Linked DNA regions of Homo sapiens: region 1 is linked to region 2. The links are chromatin loops, found by intact Hi-C in ENCODE. Cell type or tissue: PC-9. All regions are shown on one strand. Links, peaks and the distances in the headings refer to the core of each region. The heading gives the core; the rest is flanking DNA.

Region 1 (5,383 bases), core at 146-5,145, 210 kb before region 2:
TGATGTTATGGTATACTATGGTACAGTACTATATACTGTATAGTGGCTGCTGATCTTTTTTTCTTTTTCCTAAATTCAAGTATTTTAATACAAGGTATGCAGAATATGTGCAAAGACTAAATGCTGGTTGTCTGGGTGGGGTTCATGCCAAATCAAATGTGACAGCCTTTTCCGGAAAGAAAGAATAATGACATTGTTACCACCTAGATATTAACTGAATATGCTAAGCTCATCATATAGACTGCCCAAGTCGATCTGTACAACATCCTTTTGAGGTTGTTAGTAGAATTACCTGTTTTTTAGATAAGGAAATGGAAGCTTACAGTCATTTGCCCAAGGTCAGAGAACCAGTTAAGGAGGATTCCAACTCAGGCAGGCTGGCTCAGAGCCCTGCCTGTTACCATTATGCTTACCAGGCCTCACGGGCCCTGGCTGGGAGCTCAGGTTCAAGGATTCCTTTCCGGCAGGCCAGCTATCATAAGAGGAAAGGGAGTACCAGAAAGCTTTTTCTCTAATTTGCTAAATATCAACTTTCCTAATATATGAATTACTGCTTAGAGGCAGAGTTGTTATACTGTGTAATACATTTTGAAGTATGGTGTGTATGTTCCTGTGGTTGCATTTTTCGTGCATATACACACATCTCTGCAAACTTTATATGACAGGAGGGATAAAAGGCAATGAGATGTTTTCAGAAAAGTTACAATTATCTGTATTAAGATGTATTTTCTTTTGATTATAAAACAGGTACAAAAATCAGAATATAAAATAATATAGTATCCTAACATTAAAAAATGCACATTTATATTAATGTTAAATTCTAAATGTTAACATTCAAATGTTGACAGTGGTTATCTCTATAATGGTAGCCTTGGGTTGACTATCACTTTACCTTTCTGCCCTTTTGAATTGTCTGAATTTTTAAAATAATGGGCATGTATTACTTTTATGATAAGAAATCTAAAAACACAATCCTGTTCTAGAAAACTTAGAAAAGCCCAGAAAACTATAAAGAAGAATATAACAATCTTACCACCAGTTAAAAATGCTGACAACATTAGCAAACACACTTCCAATCATCTCTACTTGTATGTATATTATGTGGTAGAGATCATCTACAATTCATAATTTGGTGACTCATTTTCTTTTCTTTCTTTTTAAAAAGTCGAAAGCATTTTTATGATATTAAAGACTCTTCTTAAGTATTATTATTATTTGAGATGGAGTTTTGCTCTTGTTGCCCAGGCTGGAGTGCAATGGCATGATCTTGGCTCACTGCAACCTCCACCTCCCAGGTTCAAGCGATTCTCCTGCCTCAGCCTCCTGAGTAGCTGGGATTACAGGCCTTGCACCACCATGCCCGGCTAATTTTGTATTTTTAGTAGAGATGGGGTTTCTCCATGTTGGTCAGGCTGGTCTCAAACTCCCGACCTTAGGTGATCCACCCACCTTGGCCTCCCAAAGTGCTGGGATTACAGGCGTGAGCCACCGCCTGGCCTTAGCATTATTTACATTATTTAAATGTTACACAATAGATCATATGTACAATTTACTTAACCTTGCCCTATGTTTTTTCTCTTTTTTTTAATATGATCAACAATGATATGTATTAGATATCTTTATTCATGAATATTGGATTATATTTCGGATTATTTTCTAGATTCCTAGAATTAGTGGGTTAAAGTGAATGATCATAATTTATTTATTGCTACATAAAAAAATCCAAAACATGGTGACTTAATAATATATTATTGTTTTTCATGGTTCTGTGGGTTGAATGAGCTGAGCTCAGTAGTTCTTGTTTGGGAGTCTGGGGCTGAGCCATCTGGAAGCTTTACTGGTTGGACATTCAACATGGCTTCTTCATGCACATGCGTGATCCCTCTGTGTTCCTCCACGTGGCCTCTTTCCAGTACAGTGGCTGGATTTCTTCCGTGTCTCTCAGGGATCCAAGAGGCAAGAAGTGGAAACTGTCAGTCCTCTTAAAGACCAGGGCCTGGAGCTGGCACAATGTCACTTCCACCGTATCTTCTGTTGAGAGTAGTCACCGGCCAGCTGAGCTTCGAGGGTGTGCAGGAGCAGCCTCCCCTCTCCATGGAAGAGTGGCATGTGTCTACAAGAGGGCAGCAGTTGATGGCAACCATCTTTGTTTTTGTTTGTTTGTTTGTTTGTTTTTGTTTTTGTTTTTTGAGATGGTGTCTCGCTCTGTTGCCCAGGCTGGAGTGCAGTGGCGCGATCTCGGCTCACTGCAGGCTCCGCCTCCCGGGTTTATGCCATTCTCCTGCCTCAGCCTCCCTAGTAGCTGGGATTACAGGCACCCGCCACTTACGCCCGGCTAGTTTTTTGTATTTTTAGTAGAGATGGGGTTTCACCGTGCTAGCCGGAATGGTCTTGATCTCCTGACCTCGTGATCCACGCGTCTCGGCCTCCCAAAGTGCTGGGATTACAGGCGTGAGCCACCGCGCCCAGCCAAGGCAGCCAACTTTGAAGTCAGGCTACCACAGATCATTTTTGAAAATGGAATAAAATACAGTTTGGTACAGTTTTAAGCAAACTTGTGAAGTGACTGAATATTTACAAGTCTACAGAAAGACATTTCTGTCAGAAATAAATCTTGCTAAAGCCCCTTGAAGGAAGTGTGAGGGAAGAAAGTAGGCCAATGGAGGCTAGTCTCTTCAATAGGGCTAAATGTCCCCATGTCCCCTGGGAAGGTTTCTGCAGGGGGATGGAGTGCTAAGGAGCGAGAGTTAGTGACTGCTGAATGACTCGTTGTGCCTCAGGCAAACACTGAACTTTCCTGTTCCTTGAGGTTCAGCTCAGGCTGTCCCTGTCCAGTCCAGACCTCCGGGGCCAAACCACAGCCTGGGCAGAGGTGCCAGCCGGGAGGGTGTGGGGAATGCAGGGACAGCCCTGGAGGGAGAAGGGCAAGTCATTGCTGGGAAGTGATTTGAGATAGGGCTGTGAGGGGAAGGAAGAGGGAGGTGCGGGATGAGGTGACCAACTGAACACAGACATCTCCATCTCTGGCTTGAAGACACAACGGATCTACAGCACTTAGCAGTGAGGGGCACGCTTCAGACGGTACTGTTCTTTCTGGGAAGGGCCCAGTGACCCGAAATCTAGCATTCAGCCCCCATAGACACTCCAACGCAAGCTATTGTAAGGTTCTGTATTGCTTCAGGAACAGGAAAGAGGAGGACTACTGCTCACTCTTCATCCACCTCAGATGCTCCCCCACCCCCTCCCCACTGGAAATTCCACTTCCCACCCCACCTTCCCTCACCTGAGGGATCCCTCCATCCTTAGTTGTCCCAAACCTCCACAGAGGCTGAGGAGACAAGATTAGGAGTGAGGTTTTTGAGCTCACTGTTCAGGTTGGGATTCGGGCTTTACCACATTCTCTGAGTGACTTTTGGTTAGTTAGTAAGCTTCTTTGCATGTTGGTTCACTCATCTATAAAAGGGGGACTTAAATATAGTCTCACCTCATTCTGTTGTTGTAAGGATTGAATGAGTTAATTATGTAGAATTTTTTAGAACTCTGTGTGGCCCACAGTAAACACTCACAAAGCATTATTTTAACTTTCTATTACTTAAAAAAAGAGAATTTTTTTTTGGTTTAAATAGACTTTATCTTTTAGAAAGGTCTTAGGATCACAGCAAAATTGAGCAGAAAGTACAGAGATTTCCCATATGCATCCTGCCTGCATACACACATAAGCAGAGCCTTCCCCACCATCGGGATCCTGCACCCGGTAGTACATTTGTTGCAACTGATGAACATACTACAGTGACACATGATTATCACCGAAATCCATAGTTTACCTTACGGTTCACTTTTGGTGTTGTACATTCTATAGGTCTGGACAAATGTATAACGATATGCATCCACAATTCCAGCATCAGACAGAATTGTTTCACTGCCCTAAACATCCTCTTTTGTATTACTTTTAATTACAATTTGCCTTGAATTGTAGATAAGACATTCTTACATATCCTTTATTACTTCTTCTAAGCTAATCAAGCTGGGTTAGTTTATGTGAACTGTACAATATTACTTGTTCCACAGAGCCATGCATGAAACTTGGCAAATGGATAGTGAATTAGTGGTAGAAGAGGTGAGCAAATGAATGAATGAGACCTGTGGGTAGGGGTAAAAGACAAACTCAGGTGAGATTTTTGATTTTGATTTTTTATACTTTTTGAGTATTTTCTATATTTTCTCCAATGAGCATATTATGTTTATAGTCAGAAATAATAAAGATGATTTGTTTTAAACTTTTAAGTTTGGGGTACATGTGAAGGTTTGTTACTTAGGTAATCACGTGTCATGGGGGTTTGTTGTGCAGATTATTTCATTACCCAGGTATTAAGCCTAGTACCCATTAGATCCTCTCCCTCTTCCCATCCTTCACCCTCCAATGGGCCCTAGTGTGTGTTGTTCCCCTCTATGTGTTCATGTGTTCTCATCATTTAGCTCCCACTTACAAGTGAGAGCATGCAGTATTCGGTTTTCTGTTCCTGCATTAGTTTTCTAAGGATAATGGTCTCCAGCTCCATCCATGTCCTGTGTAAATGTACCATGGTGTAAATGTACCACATTTTCTTACATCCATGGTGTAAATGTACCACATTATCTAGTCTAGTACTGATGGGCATTTAGGTTGATCCCATATCTTTACTATTGTGAATAGTGATGCAATGAACATACACAGGCATGTAGAAAAATGCAAATCAAAACCACAATGAGATACCATCTCACACCAGTCAGAATGGCTATTATTAAAAAGTAAAAAAATAACAAATGCTGGTGAGGTTGTGGAGAAAAAGGAACCCCTATACATTCCTGGTGGGAGTGTAAATTAGTTCAACCATTGTTGAAGACAGTGTGGCAATTCCTTGGAGATCTGAAGACAGAAATATCATTCGACTCAGAAATCCCATTGCTGAGTATATGCCCAAAGGAATATAAATCGTTCTATTATAAAGACACATGCACATGCGTATGTGTGTGTGTTTTTAAAAAATACCTTAAACTTGCTTTCTGTTCCTCAGCTCCTTCTTTACCCATTGGTGCTTAGCTCTGGTTCCTCTGTTGCCAGCATACACCATGGAATCTATGCCAGGCAGCGTGGGGTTTGTCAGCTAGTGTTCATGTTGACCACAGTTAAGAGCACAGACTCTGGAGCCAGGTGCTTGGGTTCAAATTTGCGTTCCTCCCCTCCTAGCTGTGTGAACTTGGGCAAGTTAGTTACTTCTCTGTATCTGCCTTTCCTCATCTGTAAAATAGGTATGATGGCACATACCTCATAGGGATTTGTGAGGATTCTCTCAGTTAATACAGGTCAAGTGCTTAGGACAGTGACTGGCACATAATAAATATT
Region 2 (5,383 bases), core at 223-5,222:
TTTATTGAATTTATTTGCCCCCCTCATGTTAGGGCCTATAGGAGGCATGCACATGGCCCTGGAGTTAAACTAGAAAATTATCCATGCTTGTCCATTCTGCGAGGTATTATTGTGGCCTGAGAGGTGGAGACCTTATCCATGGAGAGAACATTTTTTAAGCCATATAAACATTAGCAGACCACAATAAAATCAATACTGAAAATGCAACTTAAGGACATGGCACTCTCTCTCTCTCTCTCTCTCTCTCTCACACACACACACACACACACACACACACACACACACACACACAAAGAAGGAACTGGGGGTCCTTTATTCTGGGTAACTGGGAAGGTTCTGGTCACTTTGGATAAGAGTTGCAATTAGGCTTCCAACCCGATACCCTTAGCCAAGCACAGCTCCCCATGAGATTTATGGGGCTAACAGATAAATAACACTTGCATCTGAACGCATTCATGAATAGTCATTCCAGGAAACTAAAGCAAATGTGTGTTTTTGGAGAAAATTATCCAGGTGATTGCTCTGATTTCCATTTTTCTTCCCAGCACAAATTAAAAACAAAATTTCTGAGGTCATGGAAGAAAGAAGATATGCACCACATTATCACCAGATCCTGTCTAAAAGTTGTCCCCATCCTGATGGATTGATCGAGACTTTGGATTCTGGCAGTCTTTGAAACTCACACTGCATGACATGTGCAAAGTCCTCCTTCAGTCGAAGGATGATTCTTCAAAGGGTGATCCCTCAAAGACACTAAGAAGGCAGCTGACCCCCAGAAGGCCCTTTTGGATTGCAGAATTCCAGGCGCTCGCACCTCTGAATACAGCACTGAAGACAGCTTGGCTGCCTCCCCGCCTCCTCTGTCCTGGTACAGCTGCAGAGGGGCTGACTTTGGCAGCCATAGATCACTGAGGCTTTGTCTCAGCTTCTCTCAGAACAGCTTTTCATCAGGAGATTCACAACATCTCTCAAAACACATGTAGGAAGAAGAAGTAAAGCAAACACCAATGGTTTCTTTCAAGAAAGAGACTACTTGGAATCTTTGGGTTTTGGTTTATGATTACAGTGTGTGGAACGGATCATTTCTGGTTTATGAGCAGCTTGATGTGCTAGAAAGAGCTGTGAATTTGGACTTGGAGCAATTAGGATTCTGGTTCCAGCTTTTTTCCAGCTACAGCTCGCGAGTAACTTAGTTTAGCTTCTTTGACCTTGGTTTCCTCATCTGTAAAATGAGAGGGTTTGCTCAGATGATCTTTGACCTAATGAGTCTACGAAAAGTGAATGTTGGAAGCACATGTTCACCTTCTCCAATTACCAGCTGTGATTATGTGACTGGACCAAATGGCACTAACTGTCGAAACCTTTTAGGCTGAAGGGGAAGCACTAACTGTTGAAACCTTTTAGGCTGAAGGGGAAGCATTCTGAAATAGGACAAGGGGCACCTCGTGTTGAAACCTGGAGCTGGTCAACCCTCTGAGGCCAATGCCGACCTTTGCATCTGCCTCCCACGCCCTGCTTGTTTTAGCTGGACCAGGAGAAACTAATGTCAAGACAAAAAAAAAAAAAACCTGAAATCCATAACATTTTGATAGGTAGCTTTATGAACAGTTACAAATCAGATGTTTGCCCCCCAAATTTTAACTTTATTCTCTGAAACAGATCTAAAATTCCTATCTACCTCACAGTTTCACAGATAACCCAGTCTCTTCCAGTTTATAACTGCCTCTTTGGGGTAAGTATTCAGTTAAGTATTTCAATATCAGGGCTATATCTGTGTTCTCAAAGAAAATCCTTTCTACCTTCTCCTCCCCGAAATGGCTTCTGGGAGGGGAAAGCTTACTCTTCTTGAACAAGGAAGCTGGGAGGGGGGTCTTTGGTGTGAGCTGTCCCGTGGATCTTCTGTGACCTCTTCCAGGATGTCCCTTGTCCTACCTTGTCACTGGATAACTTGCATCAGTTTCCACCAGATGTGGCTGATTCCACCTGGCCTTTGGGACCTCATGTTCGCATCTGACAGTTTCATTCTGCCCCTCAATTCTGGATTTGAGATTCTGGCACTTTGTGAGTTTATTTGTTTGGACTCCAGGCCTTGTTGGATCTACCAATCTTTCAGCCCATGTTCCCCAGCTTGGATAATAGGAAATTCTTAATCTCCTATGGGCCACCCAAGACCGTGGGGAATTAGTAACACTATCTATATCAGGCTCTCACTTTCTGCCAAATTCTCCACATTGCAATTTCTAAATCTACTTCAGCCTTTCCCCACCCAACTCCATGTTAGTGCAGGACACCTGGTGAGGTTTTCTCCTGCTAGATGGCCAAAGGCACTGCTACCCTGACTCATTATGAAAGATTGCAGTGATGGATTAGTGGTGACAGGCATGTATAGGGAAGATGGAAGTGGTTGCATTCCTGCCGTATATTTGCCATCATAACTTCTGCCCTTACAAGACAGTAGCTCTTGTCTTGGAATAAGCATCATTTCCCAAGTGAGGCTGGTGTGTGTGTGTGTGTGTGTGTGTGCACGCACATATCATGACCTACAGTAGTAGTTCTCAAATGTTAACATGCAAATAATTACCTGGAGGGCTTGTTAAAACAGACTTCTGGGCCCCACACCCAGTTTCTGATTCTGTAATCCTAGGGTGGAGCGTAAGAGTCTGTATTTCTACCAAGTCCTCAGATGATGCTGATGTTACTGGTCCTGGGATCACACTGACCCAGAATCTCCAGACTCTGGTGCTGTATGCAGATTGTGGTAAAAGCAATGCAATGTCTGAACACAATTTTGTGCTTGGAAACCTGAGGACGTATAGTTTTTCAATGTAAGAGATATTACTGGGGTCTGAGTAAAGAATAGGCATGTAAAAATTCATGCGTGAGTCACCTTTTCAGATGATTACACTATATATTTTCTGATGATTCATTCTTTTCCCCTCATGCCTTTCCAGGTTGCTAACCTGACCAGTCCTGCAGTGGAGGTAGTTATACCCAAGGTGTGATTTGGGATCACTAAAAGGAATTTCTCTAACTACTGAAGTGTCTAAAATACCTAGGTTAGCTCTGAGCTCAGATCCCAGTCCATCAGACTCGCTGTTTTCAAGAGGAGGAAGCAAGGGAGAACAAAAGCTAGCCTGTCCATGGAACAGGCTTAACAGATGAATTTCTTCTTGTATTGTTTCCTTTCTGTTATCTCCTATGTTTCAAACACAAACTTGTATTGAATCTTTTTTTTAAAATTAACAACTTTATTTACCATAAAATTAACTTACTGTAAGTATACAATTCAACTATTTTTTGTATGTTTATAAAATTGTATAACAATCCCCATAATCTAATTTCAGAACATTTTTCTCACCCCCTAAAAAGCCTCATGCCCACACACAATCACTTCTTTTTCCACTCTCTATCCTAAGCAACCACTCATCTGCTTACTGGCCCAATATTTTTGCTTTTTGCCTTTTCTGGACATTTCATATAAGCAGAACCTGGGAGGCCAAGGCGGGCGGATCACGAGGTCAGGAGATCGAGACCATCCCGGCTAAAACGGTGAAACCCCGTCTCTACTAAAAATACAAAAAATTAGCCGGGCGTAGTGGCGGGCGCCTGTAGTCCCAGCTACTTGGGAGGCTGAGGCAGGAGAATGGCGTGAACCCGGGAGGCGGAGCTTGCAGTGAGCCGAGATCCCGCCACTGCACTCCAGCCTGGGCGACAGAGCGAGACTCCGTCTCAAAAAAAAAAAAAAAAAAAAAAAGCAGAACCATACGCTATGTGTTCTTTTGTGCCTCGCTTCTTTCACTGAGCATATGTTTTGGAGGTTCACCTTCATCCACGTTGCAGGATGTCTCAGTACTTCATCAAAGGCTAGCTTCTACCAGGTCTTCCTTTGATGCATGCATCTCTGTCTCTCCATTTCTGCTGTAACTCTTAGTCTTGGTCCTTGTTACTCAAGTGTAGTCCCTGATCACTAGCATCAGCATCACCTGGGAGATAGTCCTGGCAGAGACTCAATCAGGATCTGCATTTGAGCAAGGTCTCAGGGGATTTTTGTGCACACTGCAGTTTAAGAAGCACTTCCCTAGAGAATCTCTTCACCTCTGTCAGAAGCATTGTAGAGCAGCCTCTGCACTGACCTCCCTGTCTCCTCCAGTCTCCCCACTGGGCCACCCAGCCTACACACCACTGCCCACGTGGATGAGGAAACTGAGACTCAAAAGAGGTGGGCAAATTACCCATGATTAGCCCTCAAGTGCCAATCTCCACATGCCCTCCATTTCTTAAACAATCTACATGACTTCTTATTAGCTGTTTGAGTGCCAAGTCTCCATCACTCAAGTGTGATGTTCAAAGCTTGCTAAAATAGCGTCTTCTTTACTGATAGAAGCTTCTCACCTGCAGTGTTCTAACACAAACTTTCAGTTCCTAACATGTCACACCTTTAAATCCTGACGACACTTTAGTCAGCCTCAACTTCAGGTATCCTGCTGAGCTGTCCTTCCATGCATCTAGTGAATTCCACCCACCCCCTCCATGGCTTCAGTCCCATTGCTGCCTGCCCACCCCACATAGGACCTTTCCCAACCTATAAGTTCACATTGAACTTTGCTTATTCTAAAGTCTAAAAATGCATTTTTTTTGAGATGGAGTCTCGCTCTTGTTGCCCAGGCTGGAGTGTATTGGTGTGATCTTGGCTCACTGCAACCTCAGCCTCCTGGGTTCAAGCAATTCTCCTGCCTCAGCCTCCTGAGTAGCTGGGATTACAGGTGCCCACCACCACACCGAGCTAATTTTTTTGTACTTTTAGTAGAGACGGGGTTTCACCATGTTGGCCAGGCTGGTTTTGAACTCCTGACCTCAGGTGATCCTCCCACCTCAGCCTCCCAAAGTTCTGGGATTACAGGTGTGAGCCACTGCACCTGGCCAAGAATGCATTTTTTTAAGAGACAGGGTCTCTCTCTGTCACCTAGGCTGGAGAACAGTGGCTTGATCACAGTTCACTGCAGCCTTGACCTCCCGGGCTCAGGCAATTCTCCCATCTCAGCCTCCCCAGAGGCAGGGACTACAAGCACATGCCACCACACCTGGCTAATATTTTGTAGAGATAGGGTCTCACTTTGTTGCCCAGGCTGATCTCAATCTCCGGGCTTCAAGTGATCCTCCGGCCTTGACCTTCCAAAGTGCTGGGATTGCAGGCGTGATTCACTGCACCTGGCCTAAGAATGCATATTAAACACTGAATCCTGTGGTTATTCTTCAGCTACTCATAGTAATAATAATAATTATGATGATGATAAATGATACCAAAGATTGTTGCAGCAATTTGTGGTTGATACTTTAACTTATTCCATTTTGCTTATATAATCTGCATATCTTTTTAATATAA

What was found. Peaks named below come from ENCODE experiments on the same cell type or tissue, not always from the same donor. Only the 100,000 strongest peaks of a DNase experiment are listed, where the experiment ranks them.
Region 1: it touches region 2 in a loop (6-fold over the local background); 1 of 110 quality-filtered maps calls a loop at or near these places.

The regions. Positions count from the first base shown.
Region 1 is chr5:56,754,710-56,760,092 of GRCh38, reverse strand. No RefSeq gene overlaps it. Among named protein-coding and RNA genes, the nearest start is that of MAP3K1, 58 kb to the left of the region's middle. RefSeq lists an enhancer at 2,880-3,381. In PC-9, for the core only: no CTCF peak of the experiment used is centred there; DNase peaks (open chromatin) are centred at 332 and 2,792; H3K4me3 peaks cover 437 bases; H3K27ac peaks cover 1,691 bases.
Region 2 is chr5:56,541,190-56,546,572 of GRCh38, reverse strand. The region is part of intron 2 of C5orf67 (chromosome 5 putative open reading frame 67); the gene reads left to right. Among named protein-coding and RNA genes, the nearest start is that of LINC01948, 62 kb to the right of the region's middle. RefSeq lists a silencer at 1,285-1,485. In PC-9, for the core only: no CTCF peak of the experiment used is centred there; DNase peaks (open chromatin) are centred at 1,352, 2,342 and 2,962; H3K27ac peaks cover 3,727 bases.